Linked DNA regions of Homo sapiens: region 2 is linked to region 1. A link is a contact called in ENCODE Hi-C or POLR2A ChIA-PET data. All regions are on one chromosome and are shown on one strand. Each heading gives the region's core, a stretch centred on a gene start or an enhancer-like site at or near the end of the contact. The rest is flanking DNA. Distances are from core to core; before and after follow the strand shown.

The links. Hi-C counts contacts between places; a loop is a spot of excess contacts on that map. ChIA-PET counts read pairs that join two places held with the same protein, here RNA polymerase II (POLR2A). Pooled maps may share reads with other maps.
Region 2: a pooled map shows a loop between it and region 1 (1.9-fold over the local background). The contact joins two enhancer-like sites. A Hi-C loop is called at or near these places in 1 of 50 pooled maps. POLR2A ChIA-PET finds 5 or more read pairs at or near these places in 5 of 52 experiments (OCI-LY7, activated B cell, activated CD4-positive, alpha-beta T cell and 2 more).

What each region holds. Positions count from the first base shown.
Region 1 is chr13:99,374,830-99,377,529 of GRCh38, reverse strand. All of the region lies in intron 8 of UBAC2 (UBA domain containing 2), which reads right to left. Among named protein-coding and RNA genes, the nearest start is that of MIR623, 20 kb to the right of the region's middle. RefSeq lists an enhancer at 1,653-1,722. Within about 2 kb of position 1,274, at least 13 of the 41 ENCODE cell types and tissues checked have a DNase peak (open chromatin) inside an H3K27ac peak, as active enhancers do.
Region 2 is chr13:99,150,298-99,152,997 of GRCh38, reverse strand. No RefSeq gene overlaps it. Among named protein-coding and RNA genes, the nearest start is that of UBAC2-AS1, 49 kb to the left of the region's middle. RefSeq lists a cis regulatory region at 876, an enhancer at 792-961 and silencers at 1,268-1,337, 1,348-1,397. Within about 2 kb of position 1,322, at least 4 of the 41 ENCODE cell types and tissues checked have a DNase peak (open chromatin) inside an H3K27ac peak, as active enhancers do.

The sequences.
Region 1 (2,700 bases), core at 25-2,524:
CATTTTAGCCACAACACACATTAACTCACACTGAAACCCTGGACTACTTCATTTTCTCTGCAGGCTGCTTCCTGTCTCTGTAGTCCAGCTACTGGGATGAGAAGCATCAGAACTCACCATGAGCACCTGATCCGATCTAACATCCACAGGAAGAGAAAGTTTCAATGTAAAATCTCCTGATGTCAAGTTGTTAAAGTACAGGAATGAATGTTTACAGGTCTCCTCTGCTCTAAGGACTGGCACTAGGTACTTGCATGAGTTGGGTACTGGGTTAGGGCCTTGCATGGATCTGGTCTCCCTCATAGACGGTGAGCTCCCTTGAGGGCTGGCACCAGGCCTGGCTTGCTTCCCCCCAACACAGAGCCTGACACACCCGGTGCCCAGCACCAGTTAGAGAAGGCTGAATGTGAAGATCAAAAGTGACCAATAAACATGTGGAGGACAAAATGAGAATGCTGGTAGGACACTGAGACTCTGGAAAAGACTGTGCTAGGATAGACACTTGTTCTGGCGTGAGTGGAGGCAATGGTGAGGCGAGGCGAGGCGAGGCACGGCGCTGCATACTGCAACTTCGTCAGTGTTGGCTTCATGGGCTTGCAGTCATTCATTGGTCTGGAAAATTTTAAAAATGTCTCAAAGAAATTTTCTAAAAAGGTGTTCTTTCAACATTCCCTCTCCATCTCAGAGCACAGCGAGTACCTTCCTCCTGCTCAGGCATCACAAGAAGTTTCTGCCTAAAAATCCTCACCACAAAATATCAGATTAGAGTGCAGCTTGGTTTCTAGCCCCCAAATCGAAATGATTCCTTCCTCTAACTTCATTGAGAAGCCAGCTCTAGTTGGGTTCGCCTCCAGCATGCTTTGCTTTCCTGTCTTCCACATCTACTTATTTCTTATTTCTAGACACTAACATTCCCCAAATGTAACATCCAGAGCCTGCTTTCCGTAACAGGAAACCTGACTTCCAGAGGTGAGGAGCAGAGATAAGGCTACTCAGAGGACACCAAGGTGCAGCTGGTGCTGTGGCAATGGCAAACTCCAGCTCCGCCCTCACGGGGATGAAGACCCACTCTGGAGGTGTCCAGGGTGCCCCACCAGAGCCCCCACAGGGATGAAGACCCTCTTGGAGGTGTCCAGGGTGCCCCAGTGGAGCAAGGTGTGACTCCATCAGTTGCCTTTCGTCACGAGCTTCTGAACCACAGGCGTCAGCAGCCCTTCACCAGCCCTGGTGTGACACTTCCACATGGCTGGCTGACCAAGGCAGGGGAGCATGACAGAAATAGGCGTTGCCACAAGAGCACTGTCACTGTCACCTGACAATGTTCCAAAGGAGAGCAAGATGGAATACATTCCCTAATAATGTGCTTTTCAGAGAACCCACTGAATGAGGAAAACACCCTAGAGATGGAAATAAATCTGTACCAGTTTCTCTTTCCTTATTTTTTATTTTTAAACATCTATGATTGGGATGTGTGTGCCTACTACCTCAAGATAATTCTCATTTAAGAAAATGCCAGCCTGGGCAACCCTTGTCTCTACCAAAAAAAAAAAAAAAAAAAATTAGCTGGGCTTGGTGGCATGTGCCTGTAGTCCCAGTTACTCAGGAGGCAGAGTTGGGAGGATGGCTTGAACCCAGGAGGTCGAGGTTGCGGTGAGCCATGATAGCACCACTGCACTCCAGCTTGGGATACAGAGCAAGACCATGTCTCAAAAAAAAAAAAAAAAAAAAGGGAAAAAGGAAAAGAGAAAAGAAAATAAATGAAATCCCACTTTGGTATTTTACTTGCAATTCAACTCCTCTTTGACATAAGTAAAATGGGACATTCATTCCAATGAGATTTCTAGCAACTCCCCTCAGTGAAAGACTCCTTTTGGTTTATTCAAACTAGAGTGTGGTTTTCTTTAACTTCCCTTTTAGCTAAGTGCGTCAAAAACAAATGTTTTTTTTGGGTTTTTACTTCCCATATTCTGACGCTTGCAGAAAGCGATGCCCACCTGAAGACGGCCCCCACCCGATCCTGAGCTCACACTGGGTGCAGGGTAGCATGCACACCCTGTTGGGGGAGCCCAGATGTGCTGGGCCTGCCTCGCCCACTGCTGTCATAGCAACTGGCACCGGTTACCTGTTGGCACCAGCTGCCCACCCCCATGCTGACGCATGGCCGAGACCCTTGCAAGGCAGTGCAGCCCCCACCCCCCTCTCCCTGTCTGACCACTCTCTTCCTTGGGAGAACTGCAGATCCCCCCTCCTTTCACATCTCTTGGTTGAACTCAGGTTTCTGGTTATTACAGACCCTGCCAGCGTTCTGGGCTGCTCTGAGACCAACTGTGTCTAGAGCCTCGTCAGGGTCTTGTATGGAGCAGGTCTTTAGTTAAGGCTGGCTGAGCTCCTTTGTGTACATCTCTCAGAGCACCCAGCAGAATGAGACACCCCACAAAAGTTGGTTACTATTTGAGTACCATCTAGTATTTCATTGTAACACATCTAACTTTGGGATCTTGTTAGAAAACGTATTTCCAATCTACTAGAGCAAGCAATGGAAAAACCTGGCATAATACCACTCTCTAGCACATTTTTTATGTGAAAACAAGAGTTCTGAAAGGGAAGTTTACTGGCCACACCTTCGTGTTCAACCCTTCTCCGACCGATGCTGGGGCACCTGTGTGTATCAGGCTTTTCATAGGGTAGCAAACAAGGCAG
Region 2 (2,700 bases), core at 73-2,572, 220 kb after region 1:
CCCTTGGGGTCTGTCATGCAGTCGCAATGAAATGTCAACTGGGGCTTCAGTCCTCTGAAGACTTGGCGGGGCTGAATACCCATGGGTGCTCACTCTCATGATGTGCATTGAAGTTGGCTATTGGCTGGAAGCTCCGCTGGGTCTGTGCCTCACAGCACTCCCACTCAACCTCACCTTGCAGCTTTCACAGCCTGATATCTGGGCTCACAGAGGGAGCATTCCAAGGGCAAGGGATCCAAGATTCCCAGGCAGAAGCTGCAAGGCATATTGTGACCTGTCCTCAGAAGTCCCAGAGTGTCACTTCCAGCACATTCTCTTGGACAAAGCAAGTCAAGTGTTTCACTTGAAATTTTATAAAGTTTAGGAAGCAAGTAAGAAAGCATGCAGAGTCACTTGAAATAATTTTCATAGAGCTGTTCAGTTGAGATTGGTGTGTATTGCTGTGTGTATATATCTTATCTCTGAAAGTAAAAAAAAATTTTTTTAAGACTGTTATAATAGTTTTTTTCTTGCACATGATTTTTTCCTGATGTTTTAAATTTTAAAAAATTAAACAAAAAATTGTTTGCAGAATATGTCTTTTTGTTTGTTTTCATCTTCTCAGGAGCTATCACTGTGCCTGAGCTGGGTCTCAGGGAAGATTTGGGATAGGGGAGCTGATGTCAAGCAGCCCCTTGCATCCCTGCCTCTTTATGGAGCCTGATTCCCCTCCCTGTAGCCAGTTCACATGTTCCTTCATCAACAAAGGCTTCAAGAATGGCCACTGGTGTGTTCCACATATGGCTTTAACTGGCAAGGGTATCTGGATGGACAAAGTAGTCATGGGCCCTCTCCTTGGGGCCCTTGAGTCTGGCGAGGCCCTGTGCACTTCCCACTTTGCTGGCTAGAATTCCCCACCTGGAACTGGCAGTTAGCGGTTCTATATGTCTCCTGGGCCCCTTTAGAGTCCTATACACCTGTTTGGTAAGGTGAGTCAACTCTAGCCAGTCCATTTATGTGGATATTGTGATTTAACAGGTCTTTTTAACTTCTAGTTTAAAAGAAAGCATTTGAACAGTAGCCATCAAGATATAACACTGTCATGCCGGAGAATAATGCCAGTGATGTGACCGTTCAGCCCAGGGAAAGAAAGTCTTAGAAGCCACCAAGACAACGCTGCACCTGCAGGGGACCACTTGCTCTGTCCACCTTGGGTAGGTCTTGCTGCTCTGGTCTCCTCACTCTGCTGAGTCACATGGCTACTCCCATACTTAATCTCACTGCAAATATGGCCATGTGTCAAGAATAAAATAGACATGGCCCGGTGCAGTGACTCATGCCTGTAACCTCAGAACTTTCAGAGGCTGAGGTGGGAGGATTGCTTGAGCCCAGGAGTTTGAGACAAGCTTGGGCAAAGTGGTAAGACTCCAGCTCTACAGAAATAAGCAAATAGATCAATACAATACAATACAATACAATACAATACAATACAATACAATACAATACAATACAATACAATACACATGAGCACAACTAGGTTCCAGGCAATACAATATAGCACAAGGAATTGATCATTGGCCTCAGCAGTTGAGCCAAATGAATAGTTAGCAGCTGATTTTAGACATGTCCCATAGTGCTATGCACTTCACTTACTGTCAAAGGAAGACATGAATAAGATAGGAATTAAAATAGACTTTCAAATATTTCCTTGTAAGTGGCTTTAGTTCCCAGAGGAGATTATTCCATAACATCGTCTTTTCTCTTTCAACAAGAATTTCTTCACATTGGTTGCCAACACCCATTATGCTGCATAGAAGTATTAATCATCCATGTGGAATTTTATATTTTCAAAGCCTCTTAAAAAAATCAACCCTCTCCTCTGCCTTCCCCCACGGTGCTCACAGACCATGGCCCTGAGGGCATGCACAGACGAGTCTGTTTTTGTTTGTTACTGGCTTGCCAGGCCAGGTTGCTAAATGTACTTGATTCATCAAATACTTGTGAGCTCAGGGAAATCTAAACAAATTTATTTAATTCAGGCCCAGACACAGAGGTGGGTCAGTGTGTCCCCATTTATTGCATGGTGTGCTGAAGTCCCCAGAAGAGATCAAAAGCAGACACAGGGTGAGGCCACAACATGGCAGGCATTATGTCAGCGCTCTTGATCTCTAAGTCATTACTTAGGAATATATGCAACATAGTAATGATGGTTTCAGACACTCTCAATGCATAGTCTGACTCAACATCTCACTTTGATGGAAAGAACCTCAGTCGACAATGAATGGACAAGACCCGAACGTGTATGGTGTCATGAAACCAGGCATGTGGAAGCAGGTTTCCAAAACAGGTTGGAGACTGGCTCTTCCTAAAGTCTTGCCCATCTGTCAGTTGTATCATTGTCCACATGGTTACTCAGCCCTGAAGCCTCAGAGTCAATCTCTCTTTCTCCCACCTCATCTGCCCCCCTCTCCGTACCGCCATATTTAATACATCAGCTAAGCTTGTTGGTTCCAGGAACACAATACCTATATTCTCAAACCTACCATTTCTCTCTGTACACACCAGCCTCACTCCAGCCCAAGCCAACTCACTCTCCCACCTAAAGAACTGCAATGATCTCCTGGCTTACTAATACATTTAACCAAAGAAGAAAAAAAGAATTAAAAATGTCTACCAGACAAAAAAGACAATAGCAAAATCAACAACAATTATTAAACAGGA